2 separate regions of the Homo sapiens genome follow, and region 2 is linked to region 1. Evidence: read pairs that join two places in POLR2A ChIA-PET (ENCODE). Cell type or tissue: HepG2. All regions are shown on one strand. Links, peaks and the distances in the headings refer to the core of each region. The heading gives the core; the rest is flanking DNA.

Region 1 (15,930 bases), core at 3,065-11,064:
ACATCTGGTGTCAAATAGGCTCACCCCATGGGGACCCCAGCCCCGCTCAGCCCCAGTCAAACCTCCCTTCCCCTCAGCAGTGAGAAATGCAAATTGGAAACAGCCAGGCCCGGAGCCTGACGCCCCATGTGAACACTCAAGCTGTGGACACCTCCGCTGAGAATGAGGTTACTGAGCTCAGAGCTTTACTCCCCAGTTAGAAAATCCCCACCAGGCAATGCGAAGAAGACACCATTCATTGCATCATTAAATTGTAACAAGCCCTGAAATGCACTCCAGAAGCCTGGGTCTGTTTGTCCTTGCAGTCGGAAGGAAGCCTGTGATTGGCTGGCCAAGCTCAGCCTAGCAGGCCTTATCTCTGACTGGTTATTATTTGATTAAAGAGGCTTCCTCCTCTTGCGGTGTTTCAAAACTGCATTGGGAGAATTTGCTGCTGCGGGGGGACTCTTTCTGAGGTTACTGTGGAGCACCCAAAGTCTGTCAGCCTCTGGCCGTGCAAACAGGCACCCAGAGGAACCAGACCTTGCTTATTCACCCACAGCCTGGGACTGTCTTCTCCAGAGTCTCCATCAGCTTTGCTAATCGACTGATTGGAAATAATTCCTCAAACACCACCAAGTCAAGGATACAGGTATTTAAAAACCTGGGGTGCAGGGAGTAATTTCTTAGGATGTCATGACATGAGACACGGGGGTAGGACGAGGAAGCCTGGGAAGCAGCGTGGAATGCAGGAGAGGCAGACACAGTAGGAAGAAGAAAGTCAAAGAAAAGAACTCAGAATCATGGAATTCTGTGCAAAGGCAAAACTGAGGTGCTTGGGCATAGTTATTTGCAGCTGACAAGAGGTGCAAGCACGTTTGTGATGTAACATTCACATCTGTGTGCATTTGCTCCTCATGAAATCCTTCCCGAGTTTTTGCTACTCTTTTGGCCTCCATGAAATCCTCCATCCTGGCTCAGAACCCCCAAATCCTGAGAAGGTTTTGGACAGTTTATGAAAAATCTAATTGCTTTAGCTTGAAACGTCACCAAATCTGATTTGCAAACGGCACATGGCCTTCAAAGGCTCTGCTTAGTAGTACAAATCCTGGTACCAATCCTCGTGATGTTGGCTACAGAGGAAAGAGGAGGAGCTGAGAATGTCTTTTATGAAAGTTTGATTCCCACTTTAAGATCTGTGTTTAACGGGTGATATTCATTCTTATCCCCACTGTATTCCCTACTCAGGGTTGTTTTCTGAGCTTGGATCGGGCAGATAGCTTTATGTCAAAGGACTTTCTCACTGTAGAGGAAAGCTGGGCTCCATATGGGGCCAGCAGGATTTAACCATCTGGAATGAAGATCAAAGACAGCAGAAAAGACAGACTTCATTCTCTCTGTTAGGTTTGGCTGGAGATGGCAGCAGAGGGGAAGATACGATGCAAAACCAAGGAAATCAATACTTTTGTTTTAGTATTGAGTGGAAAAGAATGTTTTTACGGTATGTCAGTATTCTTAACACTGATTTTTCCCTATATGCATTTCAGGTTAAGAAATAACCATGCCAACCGCATTTCCTCTCTCCACTCTTTGTGTCTGTCTTTATTCCCAAGTACTTCTGTCCGTGTTGTCTTAATTCCCAGTGTTGGTATCCAGATCGTCCCTGCTTTGTTAGCCACAGTGGGATGAGTCTGTGGATCCCCCCACAGGATGGTGGAGATGCTTCCTGTGCTGACTGCTGTGGTCCTCAGGGAGCTTTCACTGCAGGGGTCCCGTGGGATTTCCTGAGATTATCCAGAGTATGAGGGCCTAGAAGTTTGTCATAATGACTCACGCTCCTCTTCATAAATTTATGGAAACTGCCAAGAGGTGGAGGACAAGCCCAGTGCAAGGGGTTATACCTCTTGGATGTGATTCTTCTCTGCTCTTTTGGAACATTTTCTCCCTTTGCCATTGCCAGCATAGTCTGGATCCTGTGTGCCTCTTGGGCCTCTTTTCTCATCCTTCTCTACCTCTGTCTCACCACAGAAACACTCTTTCAGTTTTCTGGACCCACCATGGTCGAACCTTATCACATGTTATCTTGTCTGCTTAAAGCATTCTTCACCCTACCCTGCCTCTGGGTCTGACCAAGTCAGGAGATTAGTCAGGTCTCTTTCTGAGTAAATCTACTTCTTCTGCTATGAGGTTAGGGTCCCCTGAACTTCCCCTTATTGGACCACTAACCATATTGTCTTATGATTGCTTGTTTCCTGATCCATTGCCCCCACCAGACTGACAGCTGTGAAGGCAGGGTTCATGCCTTTATAACTCTCAGCCAGGACCCCAGAGCCTAGGAATCTGTGACACCCGGTAGGCTCTTTCTTGTGATAATGGCTAACATTGATGGAGTGTTTTCTATATACCCAACACTCTTCTAAGGGCTTTATCTTATTAACTCAGTCCCCACAATGAGCCACTGAGGTCACTGAGGTGAGTGTCAACCCATTTAATGAATGAGCAAACTATAAGTTAAGGAAACTGCCCAAGTTAACACAGTAAATGGCAGACTTCAGAGCCCATGCTTTTTTTTCTTTACATCTATGTCATCATGACCACTCTAGGGCTGAAAGAGCCAGTGAGAAATGAATGAATGATAGCAGGCTGATGGTAAAAACATTGTAACTGTTTCACATGCTCGGTTGGACCCATTCATTCAGCTGGGCCTATTGAGCACTGACCATGTCCCAAGCTGTGAGCAAGGCTTTGAGAATACAGTGATTAGCAAGCACAGACCCTGAGCTGAGATGCTTTCAGTTCTGAGATCTGCTCTGTTCTCCCTGTCAAGATCAGCTTTCCCGTCCCTCTCACCTGCCTTGGTAGCCAGGGTTAAGCACTTACAGGCTTTCGCCTAAACATGAAGAGGAGCTCCAAATCGTTTTTCCAGCCTTGAAGTAAGTGCTTAATGAAGCTACCATTGTCCAGAAGCTGACTGTATCTCAGGCACTGTGCTGAGTGCTTTGCCCTGGCTGATCTCATATTTCCTCCTTATGAGGTAGAGGGATTACCACCACCCTGTGTTTCAGATGAACAAACCAAGGCTAAGAGAGCATAAGGAATATGCCCAAGCTGGTAAGTGCTAGAGCTGAGACTCAATGGCAGGCTGGTCTAGCCTCCAAGCCTTTGCCCTTTTCATCAACCAGGGGCTTTCTCGAGACCCTAAGCTTTGGGTTCACTGCATCCTGATGACTGGTTTCTGTTATTAAAAGTAACAGCGAGGCCGGGCACGGTGGCTCATGCCTGTAATCCCCGCACTTTGGGAGGTCGATGCGGGCGGATCATGAGGTCAGGAGATCGAGACAATCCTGGCTAACATGGTGAAATCCCGTCTCTACTGAAAATACAAAAAAATTAGCCAGGCAAGGTTGTGGGTGCCTGTAGTCCCAGCTACTCGGGAGGCTGAGGCAGGAGAATGGTGTGAACCCAGGAGGCAGAGCTTGCAGTGAGCTGAGATCGCACCACTGCACTCCAGCCTGGGCGACAGAGCGAGACTCCGTGTAAAAAAAAAGTAACAGCGAAAACCGGAATTACTTTTGCACCAACCTAATAATATTCCTGTCAGACAGATATTCCTGTCTGTCTGCCTCCCCAGTTACTGAGTTGGGGTTTTCTCCCTGCTTAGTGGTCCTCAGCCCCCTCTTCCTTGACTGGACCCCTGACCTAACATCTTTTCTGACCACTGACAATTGTGGGCTCCACACTTATGCCTGATTAGGCAAGACGGGGCACCTGCCTGGGGACACCTGCTTTGGGCCGCCCTTAGTCTCCAAGTGGCCCTTCCTCTTCTCTTCTCTCAGGGAATGGTCTTGGAGCATCTGGTTCTAGAACATCATGTTTGAAAAAGTCTAAACCAAGGTCCCCAGCTTAAGAAACCCTCATACATCTGTTAATCTTTTGTTAGAAAAGCAGACAGCCTAAGGAAAAAGGTCATTAGAATCCAGAGCTGAATCTTGCTTTTTTCACTTGTTATTTAAATTGTTCAAGCTCTAGTTTCCTCCTTTGTAAAATGGGTGTAATACTTTCTCATGAGGTTACTTTGAGAGTACAGATTCTGTGTTCTGTAAATATGGGTTGTGTGCTTACTGTGTGTGAGGCACACAGCGGGTAGAATAGAGAATGAGGCTGAGAAAGCTGCGTGCCCTTGTGGAACTTGCAGTTGAATGGGGATGACCGACATTTAAAAAATCACACAAACAAATAGCTCAGTCCCATATGTGATGAGAAAAAGAACAGAGGACCTAGTTTCGATGGGGTGGGAGACCCACTGATGAACCAATAGGATTTGAATCCTTAATAGCCCGCCTCGACCAGAATGCAGGAAGTTCTCAATACTTGCCGCCCTGGCCATGGACCTGCACCTCTCTGGGGCTCAGAGTCTGTGAGAATAAAATGAGAGAGTTGGACTGAATGATTCCTAAGACTGAGTTGGCCACCTCTAGCATTTTGTTATTTGATGGCAGGTTAGATCCAGGTGAAACGAGGGCCTCTGACTCCCTATCCTGGGCTCTTCTTCCCCAGGTGCTTCTGCTGGTGGAGAGAAGCTAGGCCCAAACTCAAGGACGGCAGGAGGAAGAAGTGACCAGTTTTGTCTTCTAGAATCCCCATTCTCTCAGCACCTCCCTCCTACTTCCCCCAGCTGGATCCCAGTATTCACTCCCCTGGGGTCACTCCTATGGGAAAAACTCCCTAAGCCCCTTTCCAGGAACTACATCCTTCCTGTAGACCCAGTTCTCTGTGTCCTTCCTCTCCAAGCACCTGCACGTCCTGCCTGGGCAGTTAACCCACCTGGGGTGGGATTCTTTGGATGGTGAGATTCTGAGAACAGGAACGCTGCGAGGGCAGCAGGGAGCTGAAGATTTGAGAATAGGCCTAGGTCTGTTCCTTGGCTGCCCATGAGTGCTCCCAATGCTTTCCACTTGACCTCCCCCAGGCTCATGATGTTCCCTCTGCACAGCACACAGTGTCTATTGTGAGCTCTTATTAGTGACATCTCTTACAAATGGCTGGTTAGCATTTTTTCCAGACAGAGCAGAAACTCTGGAGGTGGTGGGGAGGCTAAGTTTGCAGAGGGCGATGAAAGGAAATGCTTAGTTAGCCTCAGGCCCCTGAAAGAATGGAGATATCAGCATCTTCAATTCTCTCCCACCTTTCCTGGGTGGGGTTGAGGGGGGCTGTCCCCTTGACCTCCAGAAGCATATGCATTCTTTCTCCATCTCTTCTTCCCTAACTGGGGTCTCACTCTTGCCTTCAGCTGTCTGTTATCCAATATCCCCCATTGTTTGCTGGTCATGGGGCTTAGTGAGACCTCCCAGGGCATTGGTGTTTTAGCCGACGATGCCTGAAGAGAGCAATAATGGTGGGGAAACTGAGGTAGGCATGAGACTTCAGGGCACACAACTCTTCTCCACATGAATTCAAGATTTGAAAACTCCCTGTTTGATGGTGGAGTCATAGAGAGTTGAATGTTAAGAAAGGGACAGAGATGCTATGCAACAAAACTCTAGATCAAGAACATTTCCAAAGAGAGGTTGAATAGGAAGTTGTACTCCAAGGCAATTACCCCCAACAGCTCGTAAGAGGAAAATGATAGTATATGTGCAATGAAATATTCACTCTCATCCTTCAGTTCCCAGAACTTCAGCCTTGCTATTCCCACCACGTGGTACTGGGTTCTCCAACTGCCACAGCACGTCAGACGTAAAACAGGGACCCTGCGTGTCAGGCTGAGTCAGTGCTAATTAAATCATTGCATCACGGCTCCTGGGCTCTCCAGGCACAGGCAGACAGGAGCCCTTTCCCTACCCTGTCCGCCTTGCCTGGGTGCACTTGCTTAGTGAGCTTTGCATGCAAACTCTACCCATGCCCTGTGGGGCTGGCGGGAAGTGTAGCTGTGTTATGGGCTTCAGCATCCTGCCAGAAATCAGATTGGCCATAAAAACACCCAAAATGAGTCTTGAAAGAAAGTGACATTCATTTCCCTGTGGGCTGGACATTCTGCAGGAAAGGGATGGTTGCCATAGAAATGAACCCTGAAGGCTGCTAGTAACAGTGTCATTCTTTTTTTGAGTCAATTCCAAAAAGTGACTGTGAGGAACAGGGGCCTGGGAAAATTGATAAACCTTGGTACTGAGAGCTCTGCTAGGACTTGGCTATGGGAAAACCAGGGGGACCATGAAGCAGCAGCAGGCAGGAGGCTGGCTTCTCCCCACAATCAGCTCTGTTCCCACTTGGACATCTGCAGGCAATGTGGGAGAGGAGCTGAACTTTTGCTCAGTGGTCCCCCAGGGATGGGGCAGCAGCAATTCTGACTCCCATCAGGCTCCCCTTGGAGCACATTTTAATTATCCTGTGGGCTGATGCTCAGGCTGAGCCCGCTGGGTAAGGTAGGGGTGGGGCCCCTTCCACTACCCAGACAGAACAACACGCACTACTAGATACTAGAAAATGTGCTCTCTAATCATCCGATTGCATGGATCCGTGAAGCAGCACTGTGTATCCCTGGGGCTTCGCCATCACTCCTTCCGTGCCTGACTACACCATCATTCCTGCCCCATGTCTAATTAGCTCCATGAATCAGGGCAACAAGGCATAGTCACTGCTCTCAAGGAACTCACAGCCCAATGGAAGAGACTGGTAATTCAACAGGCAATTTAGTGCAGCATTACAGAGTGGAAAATGTGACCGGACCATAGAGCAGTGCAGTGTATTCACAGTGCAATGTGTTTCTTCTCAACTGTCCCCATCCCCAATCCCTGTCCTTGCCCTGAACACCATCTCCATTCCAGCTGGGTCTCAAATCTGATCCTTCTCCAGCCAACGCCAGTGGTTGTTTAGCATTCATGGCACCCACATTCCAGACAGCAGATAGCTGTTGGCTTATGATGTTTTTTCCAGTCTAGGGTGAATGTATTCAATTTGAGGAACTTCCCTTCGTTTTGAGAGTCTATCCTTCCTGCTTGTTGGGATTTTAAAGCATTACTTCTTTTATCAAATGATGGGGTTAGTTGATTGGCAATTTATGTTTAATTTAATTTTAACATTATGACTGGGCAGAATTAAAAAATTAGTATCCCTTGGTTTACTGCACTGTAATAGCTCAGAGTCCGAGAAGCATTGTTCAAAAAGCTGCTTGTCACCGAGGCTAACATTCATGCCTAAACCCATGCAGGAGCCCTTGGGATATCCTTCTTAGTTTTTGATTTCCCAGCCTGTAGCAGAGTGGCAGAGTTGATCTATTCAAATTCCATTCACTTCCCCAAGACACTTAGCTGGCTATTGCAGCCAAATCCTTAAATAGAAACTACTGTTTTCTTGGCGTCTCAGGCTCCTGTATGTTTAATGCCTCAAGTATCCACTTTCTGGGCCAGAGTCATGAAAATCTAAAGGGGAAACTATCCGTCTCAGAAAGCAGTTGCAATGGAAATAAAAGCCATTAGTACTCAGGGTTATCAGGATGTTTAATTTTTCATTGATATTTCAGGATAAAAGTTGATCTTCAGAGTGGTGTTAATTCAGGTCACCAGCTTCCACTTAGATGCAGCTTAGAGACTGCTGCAAAAGATGCCAGTACGTTGATTTATGGTAGCCGAATCTTGGGGGTTCTCTATCCACGTGCTTCTGTTGGGGCATCTTGGGATCATTGGCTCTGCTGTGATTAAATGAAGTCCCCTGATGCATGTGGTTATCCTGACACTTGAGACATGGTCCAGGGCACTGGAAGTCCCTCACAAGCTTGACAGATACAACAAAATGTCCACCAGGCAAGCCGAATCCCAAGAATATAAGTGGCAAAGTCCAAGTTCTTGGGCTGTAGTTGAATGTTCCTGTGTTAAACATTGTTTAAAATAAGCAGGTCATGCTAGGACCTCAATGCTTACATATTTAGCTGTAAGGAGCATTTTGCTTTACCCATGTTTGCAATGTTGCCTTCTCTCTGTGACAGCAACTGCAAAAGAGACTCTCATGCTTGGGTTGAGTGCTTCTTGAGGTCAAAGATATATCTTGAGCGTGATATTGGTGGACACCTTCTCCCTCTGCCTGTCTCTTGCTTGAGACCCAGCACATCTCCTGGCACATAGAAGGCCAAACATGGTTGTTGGTGACAATGATAATGCGAACAATATACATTTTAGAGAGAATGTTTCTGGCAGTTTCTACCATGACCTAATATGTCTACTTAATTATTATTTTAGCTTGCCTATTTCATTATTAAAATAAATTCATTTGGCTTGATCATTGTGTTTGGTTTACTTCCCTAAGAAAAGGAAGTTTAGGGAGCATGAAGCTGGTGGGCAGCAGGGCCTCTAAGGGGACACTGTGTTCCTTCGGAACCTGTGCTGGCTGCTTATGCAGGGGCAAGAACATTGTAGAAGATTTCAAGCAGTGTTTCTCATCAAGGCTCTGCCAGCTGTGTGGACCTATGCAAGTCTCTTTATCTCCCTGGGTTTGGGTGTCCTTATCTGTAGAATGTGTTAGGTTGGATCAGAATGGGTCAACCTTGGCCCTATAGGTGCTATATATCAGATAAGTCTTTTCGTGTGGGGACTGTCCCGTACATCATAGGAAGTTTAGCAGTGTCCTGTCTCTAAGCACTAGATGCCAGTGGTACCTCTCCCTTCATTTGTGACAACTAAATATATCTCCAGACATTTACAAATATCCCCTGTGGAGCAAAATCACCTCTGGTTGAGAACTACTGGATCAGATGATTTCTACCTGAGTTTGAGAAACCACATTAAGAGTTGTTAATGCATCCTGTTTTATTGAGCTTCTACTCTGTGCTAGGCACTGTATTAGGCTTTGTAGCTTGAATAGATATTCTGTTGAGAAAGGGGCATCTACTTCATGGAAATCTGAATGAGAGCTGGATAAGCTGAATTATTTGCACAGGCATGGAGGTAGAGTGAAGAAGATAGAATCCCTGTTTTGATTCTTTTTTTTTTTTTTTAAATTTTTTTTTTTATTATACTTTAAGTTTTAGGGTACATGTGTACATTGTGCAGGTTAGTTACATATGTATACATGTGCCATGCTGGTGCACTGCACACACTAACGTGTCATCTATCATTAGGTATATCTCCCAATGCTATCCCTCCCCCCTCCCCCGACCCCACCACAGTCCCCAGAGTGTGATATTCCCCTTCCTGTGTCCATGTGATCTCATTGTTCAATTCCCACCTATGAGTGAGAATATGCGGTGTTTGGTTTTTTGTTCTTGCGATAGTTTACTGAGAATGATGGTTTCCAATTTCATCCATGTCCCTACAAAGGACATGAACTTATCATTTTTTATGGCTGCATAGTATTCCATGGTGTATATGTGCCACATTTTCTTAATCCAGTCTATCATTGTTGGACATTTGGGTTGGTTCCAAGTCTTTGCTATTGTGAATAATGCCGCAATAAACATACGTGTGCATGTGTCTTTATAGCAGCATGATTTATAGTCATTTGGGTATATACCCAGTAATGGGATGGCTGGGTCAAATGGTATTTCTAGTTCTAGATCCCTGAGGAATCGTCACACTGACTTCCACAATGGTTGAACTAGTTTACAGTCCCACCAACAGTGTAAAAGTGTTCCTATTTCTCCACATCCTCTCCAGCACCTGTTGTTTCCTGACTTTTTAATGATTGCCATTCTAACTGGTGTGAGATGATATCTCATAGTGGTTTTGATTTGCATTTCTCTGATGGCCAGTGATGATGAGCATTTTTTCATGTGTTTTTTGGCTGCATAAATGTCTTCTTTTGAGAAGTGTCTGTTCATGTCCTTCGCCCACTTTTTGATGGGGTTGTTTGTTTTTTTCTTGTAAATTTGTTTGAGTTCATTGTAGATTCTGGATATTAGCCCTTTGTCAGATGAGTAGGTTGCAAAAATTTTCTCCCATGTTGTAGGTTGCCTGTTCACTCTGATGGTAGTTTCTTTTGCTGTGCAGAAGCTCTTTAGTTTAATTAGATCCCATTTGTCAATTTTGGCTTTTGTTGCCATTGCTTTTGGTGTTTTGGACATGAAGTCCTTGCCCACGCCTATGTCCTGAATGGTAATGCCTAGGTTTTCTTCTAGGGTTTTTATGGTTTTAGGTCTAACGTTTAAATCTTTAATCCATCTTGAATTGATTTTTGTATAAGGTGTAAGGAAGGGATCCAGTTTCAGCTTTCTACATATGGCTAGCCAGTTTTCCCAGCAACATTTATTAAATAGGGAATCCTTTCCCCATTGCTTGTTTTTCTCAGGTTTGTCAAAGATCAGATAGTTGTAGATATGCGGCATTATTTCTGAGGGCTCTGTTCTGTTCCATTGATCTATATCTCTGTTTTGGTACCAGTACCATGCTGTTTTGGTTACTGTAGCCTTGTAGTATAGTTTGAAGTCAGGTAGTGTGATGCCTCCAGCTTTGTTCTTTTGGCTTAGGATTGACTTGGCGATGCGGGCTCTTTTTTGGTTCCATATGAACTTTAAAGTAGTTTTTTCCAATTCTGTGAAGAAAGTCATTGGTAGCTTGATGGGGATGGCATTGAATCTGTAAATTACCTTGGGCAGTATGGCCATTTTCACGATATTGATTCTTCCTACCCATGAGCATGGAATGTTCTTCCATTTGTTTGTGTCCTCTTTTATTTCCTTGAGCAGTGGTTTGTAGTTCTCCTTGAAGAGGTCCTTCACATCCCTTGTAAGTTGGATTCCTAGGTATTTTATTCTCTTTGAAGCAATTGTGAATGGGAGTTCACTCATGATTTGGCTCTCTGTTTGTCTGTTGTTGGTGTATAAGAATGCTTGTGATTTTTGTACATTGATTTTGTATCCTGAGACTTTGCTGAAGTTGCTTATCAGCTTAAGGAGATTTTGGGCTGAGACGATGGGGTTTTCTAGATAAACAATCATGTCGTCTGCAAACAGGGACAATTTGACTTCCTCTTTTCCTAATTGAATACCCTTTATTTCCTTCTCCTGCCTGATTGCCCTGGCCAGAACTTCCAACACTATGTTGAATAGGAGCGGTGAGAGAGGGCATCCCTGTCTTGTGCCAGTTTTCAAAGGGAATGCTTCCAGTTTTTGCCCATTCAGTATGAGAGAAGTTTATTTATTGCATGTCTACTATGATCTGTTGTTTTCCTATAAACAGCCCACAGCCTGTTTTGATTCTTACTAGCCATGTGAGCTTCATTTCCTCATCTGTAAAACATCAGATTTTCACACTGTTGTCAGAACCTAATGCCCAGTTTATAGGAAAACAACAGATCATAGTAGACATGCAATAAATAAACTTCTCTCCCCAACCACCGAGGGAGTCAGATCTGTGAAAATCATTAGCTTTGCCAGTGTTGCTCTATCTTTACAACCTACTCTTCTTCCCCTACCCACTCCCAACCCTCTTCCCACTCAAGCCAGTGCTGATATATCATCTTAAAATCCCCAACTGTCTATTTCAAGAAGAGCCCCCAGATCTCTTGTGTCACCAGACGGTTGAAGTTGGGCCATCCTTGAAAGGGTTGTCTCTTCCTATCAAAAAAAAAAAAAAAAAAGAACAAAGAAAAAATTCTGTAATAACCAGAGATTTGCAGACAGCATTGTTCTATCTGTGTGCTTGAGCAGGACAATGGCAATAGGAATTGAGGACAAGGGACCTTCTACCATGTGCATTAGCAGCATGCTCCTCCTGGAGGCACTGATTAGGCACGGGTTCTTAGTGTCTCAAGACACCATGCTTTGGATATTGACAGCAGCTGCTGTGCCATCTCCTCCACGGAATACACCTTGGTGTTTGGTAGCCTGGCATAGAGAGAGGCCTCATGTCACAGTGAGAAGGAATTCAGGGTGAGGGAGTTTGAAGCTGTACCCTCCTCTCAGTGAGACACTGACTAGGGGCTCCAAGGAACATGAAGACAGAGTAGTTCTTTAAAAAACAGACTCTGCCTCAAATCCCAGCTTTGCCACCTACTCCCTGTGTGACCTTGGGAAACTTAGTTCTTCTTCCTGAACCGCAGCATCATATCTGACAAGTCTGTAATCATAAGGGTCTTTCTCGAGTTGGACAGTTATGAGAATTAAATAACAGAGTGTATGGAGAGCGTGTGGCACAGTCCTGGTAAATACTAAGTGCTCACTAGAAATCCATTATTGTTAGTAATGTGTATCATCTTAAATGGTAACTCTAAACACTAATGAATATAACATGTTAAACAGATAACAAAAGCAGAAGTTTGAGTGGGTGAAAAATTTGAGGTTGACTCATTCTGTTACTGACAAGAAAAAAGGCTTAGAAAGGGGCAGAGTGGGAAAGCCTTAGTAACTAGGACCTCAATGCTGGCTGTTGGCAGAGCAGGGGCAGATTGCCCCTCTCCAGAGTCCCCTTCAGATGCTGGTTCTCCCATGCTGGGGCTGCTTTTCTGCTCAAACATTTATGGCCCATGTTTAGAAAATTACACAAAAATTAAGGAGAATAAGGTGTTAGACCAGTGTGCTATTTGCAGAGGGAATCTTTTTTGGAGGCTTGTTTTTAGAGGGACTCTTTCTTCAGGATAAGAGAGAAATGAATATTTTGTCTAATACTTTCCTAAATACCTAGGGCTACCCCAGAGAAGGGGGTTTCTATATTTCCATCTTAGCTAGATGAAACAGGAAGAGGAGACTGAGTGTTTCACTGCTTCTCTCTCCCTCCCCTCTGCTCCCCCTACCACAGCGCTGAGAGGAGGCCTGTCCTCTACACTCCAGCTCACACTAACCCATTGCTTACACACCGTCAAGCACCACTGAAACTACCTCCTTTGTCCATTGTTCTCCCACCTTCTCAAAGTTCAGCCCCTGACTCCCAGCCTAGACCCAAGGGATGGCGAGTTGATATTTTGCTTCAATGCTGATATTCGGTCTTAAGAACCACTCTGAATTACTAAACAACAGAGCACAAATAATGTTCACCTTTCCAAATGAGATTTTAGATTTCTCTAGGCTGGCTCAGACCCGTGATTCATATCTTGCCTTTTACCCCTGGCCAGTGACTCATAAGTTTGCTTGAGAAGGAAAGACTGAGGTGTCCAGGCTCCATGGTTGAAAGAAGAAGGGTTTTTAACAGAGTGGCTTGGTACTATTTTGGACATGCTTGAGATGAAAATTTATGTAGGTATTTTATGGTGTCAGCATGTAAAATTATGCATAACTACAATGCGAATGGAACCTTGCTTAAAATGTCATAGATTATTTGAATTAAACTCTACTGTAGTCTTAAGTGATGGTTATAATTCAGTCAAAAGGTTTGGAGTCATAATTCCTATTAGAACTCAATTTCCTATTTTGCCTTTTTAAACTTAACAGTTATCTACCTGCTGTCTTACTTATTAAAAGAGGGCTTACCATGAACATAGTACACATTTGAATGTTCTTCTTTTCTTCACCCCCTCATTTTTAAACCCCTTTCTAGAATAGCATATATAGAACAATGACTTAATGGAGAGATTGGTAACTATGGCTCCTGGGCCAAATACTGCTCACTATCTGTTTGATGAATAAAGTTTTATTGGCACACAGCACATCGATTTTCTTATATACTGTCTAAGGCTGCTTTTATGCTACAAAAGGGTTGAGTAGTTGTGACCAGGACCATATAGCCCACAAAGCCTAAAATATTTACTATCTGGCCATTGATTTTTTAAAAAGTGCTGATTTTGACTTAGAGAATGAGTGTTGGAGTCAGATACATCTGGGTTCAAATCAAGTCTTGGTTCCTTGCTAGCTGTGACATTGGGAAAGTTGCATAAGCTCTCTGCAAAACCTAACCTGTACCATGGGAATGATAAATACCTATCTTGGAGGGCTGTTGTGCAAGTTAATTGAAAAACCTACAGCCTTGTGCCTGGCACAGAGTAAATGCTCAATAAATGGTAGCTATGCTGATGATCTTTCATTCTTTTATCCAACAAATATATATTTGGTGCTTTTTCTATGATAGGCCTGGGGACTACGCAGTGACTAAAATGTAGAAAGTTCCTGCTCTTATGGAGCTCACATTCTAATGAGGAAGATAGACAATGGTCAAGAAAAAAAAATCAACAGGTTATTTTCAGAGAGGGTTAAGTGCTATAAATAAAATAAATAGGATGATATAGAAGAAAGTGACAAGGCAAGGGACAGAAAGTTGCTAGCCAAGTTAAGGTCTAAAAATAATAATGAATCAGCCATGCAAATGTCTGCAGAAGGAATGTCCTGGGAGAAGGGACCATAACCACACAGTCTCTGAGCCAGTGATGAGCTGGGGATGGTCCAGGAACAGAGAGATGACCTTGGGGACGAGGGTTGAGTAAGGCAAGGGAGAGTGATAGAGGACCAGGGAGGAGAGGTAGGCAGGGGCAAAACAATGTGAGAGCTTGTAGTTCCTGAAAAGATAATTGGCTCAGAGGCAGGGATGCAAGCTGAGACCATGAAAGAGCAGAAGTGTAAGTGGGACCTTGACCTTATTCTATGATATTTGTTCTAAGTATCATCATCCATCCTCTTTGGTCTCAGGCATTGGCCACTCTTGAACAGAGGAATGAGTAGGGTCCTCGTGAGTCCTGATCAAAGTGGCAGCTCTTGGCTGTGGCAAGCCCATCACACCCTACTTGGGTTCTTCTCCTCACACTGCCCCCTGATTCAGCAGACACATCTTCTGGCCAATGTCACTACCTCTTTAAAATAATTCCTTTTCAGAAGCTTTTACTGCTTCTCCAGGTAGAGCACTTAAGGTGAAAATCAGTTAATGTAATCTCAAAACTCTAATAAATGTCCAGCAACATAAGACCACCAGATAAGCATTTTGTCTCTAGGGTCACTCAGAATTCACAGCTCAGTTCCCATAATTAGCATTTCTTTTATGTCTGATTCATTGAACAGTTGTGGACAGCCCCATAAAAATATTTTACCTGTTTAAGGTTTAAAAGAAGGCCTTAGATATAATCAGTTGCTCAAACTGCCTCCAGAGTTGCTAATAATAGCTACACAGTATTCCACAGTAGCAAAACACTATTGCATACTTGTGGCTCATTTAGAGGTAAAAGTATCCCTTCAGTTTGCTTACCTTTATCCATTTTGAATGACTCCTTCTCTTCCTCTGCTTGTTCTCTTCTTCATTCTCCTTCTTCATCTTCTTCACCATCAGCAAAACTTTTTATTGGAAGTACTTAGCTCACTAATAGTAATTAATATTTCCCTTACAAAGCCGGGCATGGTTGTTCATGCCTGTAATCCCAGCACTTTGGAAGGCCAAGGCAGGAGGATCCCTTGAGCCCAGGAGTTCGAGACCAGCCTGGGCAACATAGTGAGACACTGTCTCTACAAAAAATAAAAACAAAAATTAGCTGAGCCTGGTGGCATGCACCTGTGGTCCCAGCTACTCGAGAGGCTGAAGTGGGATGATAGCTTGAGATGGGGAAGTCAAGGTTGCAGTGAGCCAAGATTGTGCCACTGCACTCCAATCTCGGCAACAGTGAGACTCTGTCTCAAAAACGATCAACAGTATAGTTGTTGAAGGAAAACTATTCTCTCTCTCTCTCTCTCTCTCTCTATATATATATATATATACATATAGTGTGGACTGAAATATATATATATATATATATATATATATATATATATATATATTTCCTTTACAATGTGTAAATATGTGTTCCTGTCTCCACTTACAATGTGTAAATATGTACTCCTGTCTCCAGTTGCTTTAACATTGTTAAAAGAACAAGATCCAAGTGTGGCTGTCTTCCAAGCCATGCTTTCATACAGTGATTCTTTTTTGATTTAGTTGACAACAATTGTATATATTTATGGTGTACAATGTGATGTTTTGATATGTATACTTATATGGTTTGGCTGTGTCCCCACCCAAATCTCACCTTGAATTGTAATAATCCCCACGTGTCAAGTGCAGGGCCAGGTGGAGATAA
Region 2 (15,930 bases), core at 5,046-13,045, 54 kb before region 1:
GTAATCCAGTAACCTGAATTTGAGGAATTTGGGAGCTGCATAGTCAGGCCTGCGATTTGCTCCAAGTATTGTTGACGCTGGAGAGTTCCACGGTTTCACGCCCTGGCCTTTGCGCTCCATCGCTTTACCCGTAACCTCAGACCATTCACATTACTTTAGCTTCTGGTTTGAAACCAACTCTCTGTTCTCTTACAGTTGGATTTAAAAAGCTATGAAAATCGATCCTCCCCAGAGGATTTAAAAGATGGTTAAAATTGACAGGAAATCCATTTATGGCTGTGTGGACGCCTCCAAGGTAACTACAGCAAAGTGTGGTCTACCCTTGGAGAGGCAGAAGGACTTGGACTTAGGAAGGACTTAGATTCTCCCCGTTTTGGTTCTTCCCTTAACTCTCTATCTGATCTTGGGCCAGTGGTTCCATTTCTTTGGTCATTCATTTCCACCTCACTTCTTTTTTTTTTTTGAGATGGAGTCTCACTCTGTCGCCCAGGCTGGAGTGCAGTGGCACGATCTCGGCTCACTACAACCTCTGCCTCCCAGGTTCACGCCATTCTCCTGCCTCAGCCTCCTGAGTAGCTGGGACTACAGGTGCCTGCCACCACGCCCGGCTAATTTTTTGTATTTTTTTAGTAGAGACAGGGTTTCACCATGTTAGCCAGGATGGTCTCAATCTCCTGACCTCGTGATCCGCCCGCCACGGTCTCCCAAAGTGCTGGGATTACAGGCGTGAGCCACTGCGCCTGGCCCCCACCTCACTTCTTATAAGATTGTGGTGAAAGTCAAAGGAGAGGCATTCACAAGATGTTTTGAAAAATTACAAGTTGTATATCAAAGCACTAATTACTCATAAGGAATTATGCCAAATCTCCCTCTCTCTCTACCTATAAATTAATGACATCTCTTGCTACCCACACTAGGTAGAGATACAGACTGGTAGGTGGAAGTTATGAAAGCACTTTCAAAACTACAAGGTCACACATGCATGCAAGACACTATTAGAGATTGCGATTTCTAACAGTGAAGCTAGCCCTGTGGCTAGTGGTGCCTTTATCTTGAGAAAAGGCTGCTGGTTGACCATAGTGCAATTTATTGGAGGGGTAAGTGGAGGGGGCCCTTGAACAGTGACTCTGAGCTGGTTTGCACGGCTGGGGTTAGGCTGAGACGTTTTCTTATCCTTTTACCTTCCTCAGTTTCTTCCTTTTGAGTTTCTTTCCCTCTTCCTCTTTCCCCTTTGTGTTTTTATTTTATTTATTCATACTACAGAAGTAATACTGATCACTGCTGAAATATTTAGAAAATGTACAAAATATTAAAGATGCAGAGAAAAACACAGAATTACATCTTCTTGAGTCAAACTCTGTTAAGACTTTGACCTATTTCCTTCCTTATGCTGTTGTTATTATTTTTTAACTATGCATTTTAACTATGCATTTTTCTACTAACAGTAGGTAGAGAGGCAGACTGGTAGGTGGATCTCAACTATTCATTGAGAGCCCTTTGCTTATGAAGTTTTGATATCCTGCTAAAACCTCATTTTTGATTACAGCATAGTAGAACCTTGACGATCACTGGGGATGGATCTTAAGACCTTCTTGAATTTCCATATCTGCTAACACTTGCATAGAATATAATTTCCCCAATCAAACTTCCCTTCTTTAAAATACCTTCCTTTCTTTCCCTCAGCAGTTGAGTCTGTTCAGGGTCTCTTCCCATAAATTAGGACAGTGATAACAATTGCCCATTGACTGGGGTCCATCATGGCCCATTGACTGGGGTCCCATCATTAACTATGGAACTAGATCTCATCACCCCATTCACCATGCTTGAAACTCAAATTCACATGACCAAAAATAGCAAATGACTCATGTCTTGAACTTTCAGGATTATGTGTGAATATAGAATAAACCTCAAATATTCAACTGTGACAGCCAAGGGTCTCCTGAGCTCCACACCACTGAGTAAGAGGGGAAGTTCAAGATTCTGTCTCATCTGTACTCAATCCTCTCCCAGGTGGAGTTTGGAGAATTGAAGCCTCAGAGAATCACCTCACTCAGCTTCATTGCCATTGAGGGAGGGGTGACTTACAGCAAAATCTTTATTTTCTAGCTGGTAAAAGGGAGTGAGGTGGGGTTAACTGCAACGTGACCCATAAGCTGCCCACCAGAATCTCATCAGGGCCCAGTAGAGGTCCCCTATCAAATGGCTGCTGGAAAATGCAAATGTTGACCTCTCTCTCCCCTCTGCACTTGAGCTTATCCTGAGTGGAATCAGAATTCTCTCCTCCATATCACTCAAACCCATGACTTCACACCAGGGCCTCCTTTTCTATGCACTGGAACCATTATCCTACCGGGCAATCCCATTTTTCTACGTTTGGGATTTCAAGGGAGCTGATAGCATCCTCCATGGAGTAGGACTCATTGTCCCAGGACTTTTGGAACTTATATTAAATAACTTCAAGGTGGTTCATTAGAGGCAGCTTACACATTGCAAGCGAGAGAACGACAAGACAGTGGTTTTGGGAAAAGAGAACAAAGTCAAGTCAGTGAATCAGTGGAGCTGATTTGGGCTTGAGTTTCAGCTGACCCAGTGCTGCAAAAAGTGCTGCAGCCCTCCAGAGCTCTTCCTTTGATTGCATGTGTATTCATTTCGTTGAAGAGAGAGAGAGATTTTCATATTTTGGTAAAAGAGGCCTGATTTTGTGTAACCCTTCTGCAGCCAAGTGTCAGTCACTCCCATGCTCAAACATCTTCAGTGGCTCCCTATTATTAACAAGATAAAATAAAATCTCCAGATACCAATATTTGGGTCTCCCAATGATCTCCCTTAACTTATTCTTCCAGTTTTATTTCCTTTCTCCCCATCCTTTTTACTGGATTAATCAATCTCTTTGTTGTATTCTGTTGAACACCTCCTGACTTTTGCTTAAATGTTTCCATGCTGCTAGTAATGACCCCTTTCTCTTTCCCTCCTTCCTTTTCAGGGTCATTTCCCACTACTTTCCTGATTAGTGAGTATTTCTGGAAGAGCATTCCCTAACTCAGAGGTTATGGACTGGCAGGCCATGGGTTGATTCAATCCGTTTTAGGGTTTTATGAATTTGAGCCAACATTTAAAAATTGGCAGATTTCTTAGAATCATTTAACTTTTAAGTCGCCCTGAAAAGTGACAAGGTCTGGCAATGCTGTGTCCACATTTCTGCCCAGTGTTCGTAGGGGTGGCTGCAGAGCAGCCCCTGCCCCTGTAGGTAGATCAGCAACTAGTGCGTTGTCTCCTGGGAAAAGTCCCTTTGATGGTGAGAGTGAAGCCTCATTTCTTATATGTGACACCATCTTGAGACACCATCTACATAAATGCCTGGCTGTGTAGGGGGGCTGGTGTCCCCTCTGGGATGATGAATTCCAGAAGTTTGAAAATATCCAAGGAGAAGAGTATATTTCTCTTACTGGTTAGAAATAAAACTAGCCTTTTCTTTTTTTGTAAACAGACTATGGCTGGATATTTCCAGAGACCTTTGAGAAAGCATAGATCATGATTGGTGCCTGCTTGTCTTCACACCCCTGGTCCAGAAGCAGATGATGCTAAAGTCTGGTTTTCTTGCTCCTCTGGGACCCTCTGCAAGGGCTTCTCCCTGGATATGGCCTGGAGGGGCCAGGTCTCCCTGTGGGTCTGTGACTGGCCAGTCTGGGCTCATAGAGGCCAGAGGACTCTCCCCACCAGTACCTGGTCTTGAGGGAGGGGCCTGATTGTCAAATCTGACCTGAAGCAGATGAGGTTCCTAGTGTGACTTGGATATTGTTTGGCTTCATTTCTGCCTTCTAGAGTAACCGAACTCTCTATCCTTTGTCAAGGGCCTCACTGATTGCCACTGCATTACTAGAAGAAAGTTTGGGGCTAAATTGGCAACAATGCTTTCAGTAAAAGTCACTTCTAAGTGTTACTAGTTATAGGGATTGTTTGAGACATTTATCAAGCCTCATCTCATTTATTTCTCAAAGCAACCCAGTAAGGACTTCTATCATTCCCATTTTTAAGACGAGAACACTAAAGTTTAAGAGTTAAGGCTGGTGAGTAGTATAACTAGGAAGTTAAACTCAGACAAGTCTGGCATTAAAGCCTCCACTTTTACCACTGTTGTATCTCTCTTAGTGATGAAATGGATTAACTGGAATATGTAGTTGGAAGGGACCTTTTAGACCAGTGTGCTAAAAGGGTTTTTTTGGTTTTTGTTGTTGCTGTTGTTTTTTAACTAATGAAGAAACTGAAATTCAGATTTCATAGTGATTAAAACAATGCCTGGGTTCATGTCCTGGCTATATCCCCTACTAGCTCTATGACTTTGGGCAAATTTCTTCATTTCTCTCTGCCTCTATTTCTTCATCTGTAAAATGGAGATGATAAGAATGCCCAATTTGTGGCATTCTTGTGAAATAATGAAATAAGATAATCCTTATAAAGTGCTTAACACGATAAATATTAGCTATTGTTATGGTCATTGTTTATAATGGTGAAAATTTAGATATAAATTTCCAAAAGTACTGGTTAAGTAAACTAAGTATACATACACATACATGAATATTGAAATGTGTATATAACTGCATAAATGAAATATCTCTATATAATTTACTTCATATGTATTATATATCATAATATAAAAATGCATTATAATGAAATTATTAGAAACCATTATTTTGGGTCAGCTGCAGTGGCTCACATCTGTAATCCCAGCACTTTGGGAGGCCAAGACAGGTGGATCACCTGAGGTTGGGAGTTCAAGATCAGCCTGGCCAACATGGTGAAACCCAGTATCTACTAAAAAGGCAAACATTAATCGGGTGTGAAGGTGGGTGTCTGTAATCCCCGCTACTTGCTTGAACCCTGGAGGTGGAGGTTGCAGTGACCTGAGATCGAGCCACTGTACTCCAGCCTGGGTGATAGAGTGAGACAACAACAACAACAACAAAGCTATAATTTTTCGGAATAAGTACATGGAAAACTGCCCATAATGTAATGTCTAATGAAAAAATAGGTAACAAAACATTGTGTATAGTATAATTCCAAATTTAAATTATATACACACACACACACACACACACACACACACACACATCTATCTATCTGTTTATCTAAGCTACAACAAAATGTTAACACTTCTTCAGTTATTTTCTCTGGGCAAAGAGATTATGGGTAATTTTTACTTGTAGTTTATGCTTTTCTGCACTTCTCCAGTTTTATGCAATAAAATGAATTGCTTTCAACATGTAGGCAGTATCCAGAAATGATTAGAATTTCGTCATTCTTGATGTTTAGTTGATTTGTGACCTTTCTGTCCACTGGAGTTCTTATAGCTCTTGTTTTCCTTTTACACACCATAAGAATGATTGGCCTATTCCTTATCTGCCTGCAACATCACAAGGGCGCCTGCCTCAGTCCATGTGATGTCCATGAAGGCCTTTTGTCCTGGGCACAAAGTGGAAATGCTCCCCCAGGACCATGCAATCCTGCAGCCTGGGCCAGGGAGCACTTAGTTTGTTCAGCTGCTCCTGGCTTGCTTGCTGTTTGAGCTAATTCTTTTCAAGGTGAACTTCAAATTTCTGCCCCAGTTTTATATTTTAATTAAGTTATTTGTGTTTGATAAGCTCCGATAGTCTTGTTTGGAGAGGCAGGCCTGGAGCTGGCACAGACATACAACCACACGTGATGTTAGGGACCATCTTGGCCTGTGTTTCTTAAACTTTTCTACCTCATAAGAGTATATGAATGGGTTAGGCCCCCTCCCTACCCTGGTCTTAAAAATCTATAAAAACAGTTTTATCATAATATATCTGTGTTTTTAAAAATAAAAGCAAAATATAAAGTTTTATATTGCCATTTTAAAAAACTGCAAAAAAATAAAAATAATTTTAAAAATTACAATACAGTGTCTCAGTAAGATAAGCTGGCTTTCTCATGCCTCGGGTGTCCCTAGCTCCTGCTGCATTCCTGCAAGGATACCTGTCTCTTAGTTTGAGAAGCAAAGATTTTAACTGCTTAATTCTCTCTGTGGGGCCTAGAAGGCCAGGACAGGCCACTCCTTCCAGTTTTTCCTTTGTGGTTGCTACAGAGGTGAAGGATGACCTTTCCTGTCCTTCAGAGAGAAGCATCTGCTAAGAAGTTTCCCTCGATAATATTGGCTAACTCAGTAGCAAATCTTTGATGTATTGTTTGCTAACAGGGTTTCTGTCTCTTCTTTTCTTTTCTTTTTTTTTTTTTTTGAGACAGAGTCTTGCTCTGTTGCCCAGGTTGGAGTGGAGTGCAGTGGCACGATCTCAACTTAATGCAACCTCTGCCACCTCGGTCCAAGCAATTCTCATGCCTCAGTCTCCTGAGTAGCTGGGACTACAGGTGCACACTACCAAGCCTGGCTAATTATTTTTGTATGTATTCAGTAGAGACGGGTTTTCACCATGTTGGCCGGGCTGGTCTCAAACTCCTGGCCTCGGTGATCCATCCTCCTTGGCCTCTCAAAGTGCTGGGATTACAGACATGAGCAACCCCGCCCAGCCTCTGTTTTTTTTTCATCTTACTAAAGCCTCACCCCCATGGTAGCTGGGATCCATTCTAGAGTCAGGAGGTGAGGGAAACCAATATAGGGCCTGCCGACGTAGATCTAATTCAACCTTTTCATCTTGATGACCAGAAACCTGAGGTCCAGAGAGAGTAATTAGGAGAAGAACACTGAAATTCATTATCTGTGGGCTGGGCACAGTGCTAATTGGCCCTTTCCACCCTATGCCTTGTTTAACCCTCACAACCCTGTGAGATAATGGGTGCCATCTCCATTTTTCAGGTAATGAAACAGAGGCACAGAGAAGTCATCTAACTTCCCAAAGTCACACAGCCAATAAGCAGAGCTGAGATTTGCTATATAATTGCTCTGACTCTAAATCCAGGGATCTCTCCACCTTCTTGAGCTCCAAATGCTCACGACGTCCTGGGAGGAATGTTCCCGGGGTCTATAACACACTACCATCAAAGTGCTCATGTCTGCAAACAATTCACTTTTAAATTAAATTAGGAGGAATCACTATTCCTCACCTGCTCACATGCTTTCTTGGTTGGAAATGAAAGGGGAGGCATGGGTGAGTAAGAGATATAGGGGAAGAGAGGGATGGAGGGTATGGTATTATAAAGAATCTTCTAGAACATGTTGTCAACATAACATTTATTAATTATGGTTATATTTTACTTTTCCATACATTAAAAAAATAATAAATTTGTTCTCCTATGGAAAAGTCATCTGTCACTGGGTTGTGGCAGACTTTAAGTTGAGAAGTGTCACAAACCACCTGCTTTCAGGGACTTGCCTAAGGCCACTCTGACTAATCAGTAATAACTCTGGAATCAGAATTCAGGTGTCCCGGTTTCTAGCCTGAAACTTGTGTAATATTGCTGCTTTTAAAATTTGGCCTTTAAAATGACTTAAGGGGGACTCTAATTGGGAAGAAGGACTTGACCCCCTAACAGTATCTCAAAAGCTTTAACTAAAACCAGTGAAATAAATGAATCTGACTTTAAAAGTCTGCACCTTGCACACTTCTTTTCCTTCCTTCATCAATCCATAGAGCAAATGGTTCTGAGGAAGTGCTCATTCAGCATATGTTGGATGTATGAGTATGCATCTACTATGTACTTGGACAGTGAGTCTTAACACACTTTGACAATCAAATGAAAGCTCTGGGTTTTTGCGGCAGACAAGTGTAGAAATGAACATCCTCAAAAACATTTACATATATTTTTAGGGAGTTATTGGACTTGCTGAAGTTTGTTCATCGAGGTCCTAAGCGCTAGGGAAGGGCTTTTGGCCTAAGCATTAGCCCTTGAATCAGACATTGTTCCTGTTCTCAAGTTGCTCACAACCTAGTTTCTTGCTGCTCAACCCTTAAATTTCATAGCCTCTTCCACGCAAGGATGGAGAAACATGTTAATGAAGCACAGGGTGCTTCATCACAATTCCCAAAGCATTGAGCTTAAATCCATTTATTCTCAGGATTTTATAAGAAAGGCTTTATACTAGGTGCCATGAGCAAACAGAAACATACCCCACATAAGCCCTGCCCTCGAGGTATCCCTTGTCCATAAGGAAGCATCGAAAGTGATGCAAAATATGGCAATTTCAAGGCCTAGTGAGCAGGGCAGCTCATGAGGATCTTATGCGTTTGAAGCAGGGAGGGCAACTGGTGGGCTCGGGTGGTGCTCAGGTGATGGGAGGTGAAGCTGAGGCCAACTTCGTGCTGTTGGTTCCTGTGCCAGAGACTCAGATGGGGTAAGCAGGATTCTGTGCAGGGTAGGTACTCAGATGGTATGGTGGTAAAATCTCACCCCTAGGGCCCAACAATTGACATTACTAGAGAGAATTGCAGAGTGGGGAGGGGGAACCACGGAGCCAGAGGAACCTGGGTAGGGCCCACATCTCTACCAGCTACTGCCCGGGTATTCTCAGGCTGGTTCCTTAATCTCTTTGAGCTCAGCTCGCTTTCAGACTTGTTGGAAAAATTAGAAATCAGATGTAATACTGTGTGCATGCGGATGCTTAACAGGTTAAGGTTTGTTCATTATTACCCCTTAAGGGAAAAATATGTTAGGGACCAGGCCAATGTTAACTCCTCCAACTTGGCGCATGTCGACCCAACATTTTCAGATAGTGACTCATCCCTTCAAACCCATTTCACTCTGCAGCTTTGGGAAGGAGGAAGGAGCTATGCACTGGAAAACCTAATTTTGAGTGCCCAACTCGTCACTTACCAGCTTGTGATAACCCTCAGCAACATGTGTTCCTCAATTTCCTCATCTGTAGCATGGAATACGATAGCTATTTAATAGGGCTGTTGTGAAGATTAAATGAGAGAATATATGTTGCAAAAAATAAAGCCATTGGGAATGATCCACAAAATGCCTGTTGACATCATGATGATCTGACCAAGCCCTGGTGGAATTGTATGGACCAAGGCAACGCAGTTGCGCTGTCATTTCTGAAGATGAAGATGGCAAGTGTGATCAGATGGAGGCTGGGCTAATGGTTTCATGCATTCTCTCTTTTCCTAGGCTCATCAGAATAGAACCCTGAAAAGGACGTGAAAGGGACAAAATGAATATTTACCAGGAGCCTGCTATATGCCGGCACTGAGACAGATGGTTTGTACACATTAGTGCATTTCATACTCATAGAGCCCCAACAGATCTTTATGCCTGTTCCAGTTTAGGGATGGAATAAGCTCAGGAGATCCTCTTAAGAACCTCATAATTAGAATTGCCCTGCGATATGACAGAAGGTAGTTTTATGCGGGGGAAAGAAATGAAGAAAAACGACAGGGTTCACATGGAGGAATTGAGGAAATGCAACCCTGGATGGTTCTAGCATCCTCTTTGCAGAGACTTAGCATTTCATGGAACACTAATGTTTCAGAGCAAGAAAAGTGGGTATATGGAGATGATCTAGATTGAATTCTTTTTTTAAAAAATGAGGAAATTGCGGCTCAGATAGTAAGGGACTCACCCATACTCACAGATATGAAGTGAAGAAGGCTAGATTAGAAGTTAGCTCCCTGACTTCTTAGTCCAGCCCTGTTCTATTGCACCATTATTTCATGCTTCTGTGTGTGCCTGTTGGTCTGACTAGGGAAAGGAAATTTGAAGAGGAAAATCACTTTTGGGTTTATTGCTCAAGTGAGAGGCCAGGGGTCATTGAAAACATTAGACTTTCAGCATCGCTGGAATGATTGTCGGTAACACTTGATGGATTCCTTTGATGTCCAGGACTCCCCTTTCTGGGTCTTAGGGAAGCAAGGTCACAAGGCTTTGGAAACTTTGATGTTCACGTGAGCAATTAATGCTTTGCTGCAACTGAACTTTGCCACTTGAACATTATTAGTTTTGAAAGAAGCTGCCTGGCCTCAGAGTTCAAGTTAAACTTGCAACTGGAGCTATGTCCTAAGAGTCAAGCAAGAGGAGTAAAGCGCAGTGGCTGTGGCATGAGACATGAATGATTCAGCACATATTTATCAAGTGCCTGCTCTTTCTCTGTGCAGGGCTCTGTTGAAGACCTTCCTAACTGAGGGAGGTGGACCACAACAAATAAGTGAAATACATAGTGGTGAAAAGAACTATGGGGAAAAGCAAAGCAAGAGAAGGAGAAAGGAAGTTCTAGGAGTGGAGAGTGGGGTTCAGGGTAGGCCTCGCTGAGAAGGGGAGACATATATATGTATATATATAAAACTGTGGTAAGAACAGGTAACATGAGATCTATCCCATCAACAAAAATCTAAGTTAACTACACACACAAGGTTGTGCAGCCGACCTCCAGAGCTTCCTCATTTTGTATAACCAAAACTTTATGCCTGTTGAATAGTAACTCCCCATTGCTCCTCCTCCGGCCCCTGACATCTACCATTCTACTCTCTGTTTCTATGAGTTTGACACGTTTAGATACATTATATAAGGGAAATCATGTAGTGTTTGTCCTGTATCTGGCTTATTTCACTTAGCATAATGTCCTCCAGTTCGTCCATGTTTTGGCATATGGCAGGATTTCCTTCTTTTTATGGCTTCATAATATTCCATTATGTGTGTATAACCACACTTGCTTTATTCATTCATCCATTGATAGACATTTAGGTTGTTTCCTTATTTTGGCTATGGTGAATAATGCTACAATAAACACAGAAGTGGAGATTTATTTTCGACATACTGATTTCATTTCCTTTGATATATACCCAGTAGTGGGATTGCTGGATAATATGGTAGTTCTATTTTTAATTTTTCAAGGAACCGCCATACTGTTTTCCATAGCCGCTATACCATTTTCCATTCCCACCAACAGTGTACAAAGGTTCCCATTTCTCCATATCCTCACCACAACTTATCTTTTGTTTTTAAAGAACAGCCAAATAGGTGTGAGGTGATATCTCATTGTCATTTTGATTTACATTTACCTGATGCTTAGCAATGTCGAACTTCTTTTTATATACCTGTTGGCCATTTGTGTGTTGTCTTTGAAGAAATGTCTATTCAAGTCCTTTGGCCATTTTTAAGTTGGGTTATTTGAAGTTTTGCCGTTGTGTTTTAGGAGGTAAAGGAGACGTTTGAACAAAGACTTGAAGGAGGATTAGAGAGTACAAAGCCACACCAATGACTGGGGAGGAGTTCTTCCAGGCAGCGATAACAAGAAGCAAAAAGTATTAGAGACAGGAGCCTGTATGGGGAGATGGAAGAGTAGCAAGGAGGCCAGTATGGCTGGACTGTGAGTTAGGAAAAGTCATAAGACATGAGGTCAGCATGGTACCAGGGACCAGAGCTGAGGTGGAGAAGTAGTCTGATATGGGGTATATTTTGAATGTGATATCACAACAAATCATCCAATACATCTTTAGTTAACAAATATGCAATGTGTGCTTTCTACATTCAAGGCAAATACAGCACAACCCTGAAGCACTCACCATAAAGGTGGGGTGACAAGAAAGGTAAACAAATAACTGCAATACAAGGCATGTCATAAGCAACACAGAGAGGAGCAAATCACTAGGGGATGTTCCTCTTGTTCCCAATCAGGGATAATTAAAGGCTTTGCTGGTTTGGCCTTTGACAAGGTTTTCAAGAATGGATAGAATTTCTAAAGTCTTTTTACTGTTCTGGTAATAAATATTAATATAACATAAGTTCATCACAAAAATGTTGTAAAGTGCAAAATATAAAATAACCACCAATAATCCCACACCCAGAAATAATCACTATTAATATTTTGATGTATTTTCTTTTTCTTTCCCCTATAGAATCAATTTCCCCTGTACAAGCAATTATATAATCAGTCAATTTATACAGTCACACACAGTATAAAACTTAGATCAAACTGTTCACAGATTTATAGTATCATTTTTCATTGAATAAATTATGAGCATTTTCTAAGACTATATAATCTTTGAAATGTTAATTTTATTTATTGCTTGGTATTCAATTATATTGCACCATGAGTGGTTCAATAATCTTCCATTGTTGGAAATGTATTGTTTTCTTTACTATTATATAGATAGTTCCACTTTACCATTCAAAATGCTCACCTCATTAAACATCATTATTCATAAATCTTTGTGCATATTTCTAATTATTTTCTTAACGATACATTATTGTACTGGAATTACTGGATTAAAGAATATGTATATAAAGTTCTCAAACATATTATACCTATTAATCAACTTTCCTTCAAAAGGTTGTAACAATTTACATGCCCAAAATAAATCTAAGAGAAGATCTGTTTTCCTATGCTCAAATTAATAATGGTCATTGATACCAAAAAAGAAATTTCCAATTTGAAAGGTTTAAAAAGAATCTCACTTTTATTCCTGATTCAGTTAGTTTTGTTGTATAACAGAACATTCCCAAAATAGTGGCTTATGAAGAAAACCACTCATTTAGCTAATGATCTGTGAATCTGAAATTTGGGCTAAATTCAGTTGGGGTCACTCATGCAGCTACTATCAGATAAGGGCTCTACTTTTAAAGGATTTGCTGCTTATTGGTAACAAGGGCAGGGAAGTTTGTGACTGGATAACGTACTTCTCATCATCCATCAAGGGCTTCCTTATGTGGCTGGCAAGGAGTTCTGAGATACAAATTCTTTTCAAGTCTCTGCTTGGATAGCACCTGCTAACATGCCATTGGCAAAACCAAGTGACATGGTATCAGCATGGCAGCAGGTTCCTTGCTGTTCACATGGCAAGGAGGTTGGAACAGAATGAGGGAAAGAACTTGTGACAGTCTACCAAGGTTATTACAAACAAAATAGAACAAGACCAAATATTTGTTTAGCAATTATTTGTGTGCCAAACACTTTCCATGCATTATCTCATTGAATCCTCACAACTGTCCTGTGAGTAGGTGCTATTATCTCAATTTAGAGCTTAAGGATTGTATCAGTTGAAAGCAGAACAAGTATGAGATATATATTAAGAGATTTATTGCAAGAAATTTGCTGTATGCAATTGTGGGTGCTGGCTGGGCAAGTCTGAAATCTTTAGGGCAGGCCCTGGAAGGGCAGGCTGGAAATTCTGGGCACAGGCTGAAGATATAGTTCAGAGATGGAATTTCTTCTTCACCAGGGAAGCCTCAATTCAGCTCTTAAGGCCTTTTGACTGACTAAATTATGCCTATGCAGATTATCTGGGATAATTTATCTTACTTAAAGTCAACTGATTATGAGCTATAATTACATCTTCAAAACATCTTACAGCAACACCTGGATTGGGGTGATGGAACAACTAGAGACTGTAGTCTAGGCAAGTTGACACATCAAAAGACCATCATAAGAACCCAAGAGAGGTTCAATAACTTACCCCAAATCGCATAGCTGTTAAAGTGGCAGAGCTGGAACTAAAATGCAGCTCTGATTGTGAAGACCTCAGTATTATTAACCACTACACTCCCTTTTGATATTGTAATATTTTTATACATATATTGGGTGTTTAAGTATTTTTCCCTTTGTAAGTTTTTCTTCTCCATTGTGGAGTGGGGTAGCATTTTAACAAGTGGTGATGTGAGGGGCCCCTGGGAAGAGGCGGAGCTCGTTTGTAAATGTAGAGATAGAAACCCAGGGGTGTATGCAAGGGTGTTTTAGTTTCCTGTTGTGCTGTAACAAGTTACCACAAATTCAGTTGTCTAAAATAATGCGAGTTTATTATTTTACAATTCTGAAGGTCAGAAGTCCAAAATTAGTCTCAGTGGGGTAAAATCAAGGTGCCTACAGGACTGTGTTCTTTCTGGAGGCTCTTGACTTGTCTCTTCCTTGTCTTTTTCAGATTCTAGAGGCTGCCTGACTTCCTTGGCTCATAGCCCTGCATCACTCTGACCTCTGTTTCCATTGACACATGTCCTTCCTGGACTCTCCTATTTCCCTCTCATAAGGACCCTTTTGATTACCTTTGGCCAATGTGGATAATTCATGGTAATCTCCCTATCTTAAGATGCAAAACTTGTTCATACTTGCAAAGTCTCTTTTGGCATATAAAGTAACATTTTTACATGTTCTAGGGATCAGGACATGGACATCTTTAGGGACCATCATTCTTGCTACCACAAGAAGTTATGGTGTGAGGGATTCACACCGCCCCTATAAACTTTATAAAATCAGTGAAGAAGGGAGGGGGAGATATGTAAATAAATCAAGCTTGCAGCTAACTCAGCATTAATCATTAGGTCAGCTTGCTTTCTGACCTGCTTCCTCATAGCTGTATGGAGCCTATTGCCTCAGGATCATGTACGCCCTGTTATAAGATTTTTAAAAATTTTTTTATTATTATTACACTTTAAGTTTTAGGGTACATGTGCACAATGTGCAGGTTTGTTACATATGTATACATGTGCCATGTTGGTGTGCTGCACCCATTAACTCGTCATTTAACATTAGGTATATCTCCTAATGCTATCCCTACCCCCTCCCCCCACCCCACAACAGGCCCCGGATTGTGATGTTCCCCTTCCTGTGTCCATGTGTTCTCATTGTTCAATTCCCACCTATGAGTGAGAACATGCGGTGTTTGGTTTTTTGTCCTTGCGATAGTTTGCTGAGATGATGGTTTCCAGTTTCCTCCATGTCCCTACAAAGGACATAAACTTATCATTTTTTATGGCTGCATAGTATTCCATGGTGTATATGTGCCACATTTTCTTAATCCAGTCTATCATTGTTGGACATTTGGCTTGGTTCCAAGTCTTTGCTATTGTGAATAGTGCTGCAATAAACATAGGTGTGCATGTATCTTTATAGCAGCATGATTTATAATCCTTTGGGTATATACCCAGTAATGGGATGGCTGGGTCAAATGGTATCTCTAGTTCTAGATCCCTGAGGAATCGCCACATTGACTTCCACAATGGTTGAACTAGTTTACAGTCCCACCAACAGTGTAAAAGTGTTCCTATTTCTCCACATCCTCTCCAGCACCTGTTGTTTCCTGACTTTTTAATGATTGCCATTCTAACTGGTGTGAGATGGTATCTCATTGTGGTTTTGATTTGCATTTCTCTGATGGCCAGTGATGATGAGCATTTTTCATGTGTTTTTTGGCTGCATAAATGTCTTCTTTTGAGAAGTGTCTGTTCATAGCCTTCGCCCACTTTTTGATGGGGTTGTTTGTTTTTTTCTTGTAAATTTGTTTGAGTTCATTGTAGATTCTGGATATTAGCCCCTTGTCAGATGAGTAGGTTGCGAAAATTTTCTCCCATTTTGTAGGTTGCCTGTTCACCCTGATGGTAGTTTCTTTTGCTGTGCAGAAGCTCTTTAGTTTAATTAGATCCCATTTGTCAATTTTGGCTTTTGTTGCCATTGCTTTTGGTGTTTTAGACATGAAGTCCTTGCCCATGCCTATGTCCTGAATGGTAATGCCTAGGTTTTCTTCTAGGGTTATTATGGTTTTAGGTCTAACATGTAAGTCTTTAATCCATCTTGAATTAATTTTTGTATAAGGTGTAAGGAAGGGATCCAGTTTCAGCTTTCTACATATGGCTAGCCAGTTTTCCCAGCACCATTTATTAAATAGGGAATCCTTTCCCCATTTCTTGTTTTTGTCAGGTTTGTCAAAGATCAGATGGTTGTAGATATGTGGCATTATTTCTGAGGGCTCTGTTCTGTTCCATTGATCTATATCTCTGTTTTGGTACCAGTACCATGCTGTTTTGGTTGCTGTAGCCTTGTAGTATAGTTTGAAGTCAGGTAGGGTGATGCCTCCAGCTTTGTTCTTTTGGCTTAGGATTGACTTGGCGATGCGGGCTCTTTTTTGGTTCCATATGAACTTTAAAGTAGTTTCTTCCAATTCTGTGAAGAAAGTCATTGGTAGCTTGATGGGGATGGGACTGAATCTATAAATTACCTTGGGCAGTATGGCCATTTTCACGATATTGATT

Evidence for each region. ChIA-PET counts read pairs that join two places held together with the same protein. Peaks named below come from ENCODE experiments on the same cell type or tissue, not always from the same donor. Only the 100,000 strongest peaks of a DNase experiment are listed, where the experiment ranks them.
Region 2: POLR2A ChIA-PET joins it to region 1 with 5 read pairs; 2 of 35 experiments call an interaction of 5 or more read pairs at or near these places.

Annotation. Positions count from the first base shown.
Region 1 is chr10:112,199,869-112,215,798 of GRCh38, reverse strand. It overlaps a transcript of GPAM not described here. Among named protein-coding and RNA genes, the nearest start is that of GPAM, 24 kb to the right of the region's middle. RefSeq lists an enhancer at 13,116-13,165. In HepG2, for the core only: no CTCF peak of the experiment used is centred there; no DNase peak of the experiment used is centred there.
Region 2 is chr10:112,255,444-112,271,373 of GRCh38, reverse strand. No RefSeq gene overlaps it. Among named protein-coding and RNA genes, the nearest start is that of TECTB, 20 kb to the left of the region's middle. In HepG2, for the core only: no CTCF peak of the experiment used is centred there; DNase peaks (open chromatin) are centred at 5,413, 9,843, 11,469 and 12,809.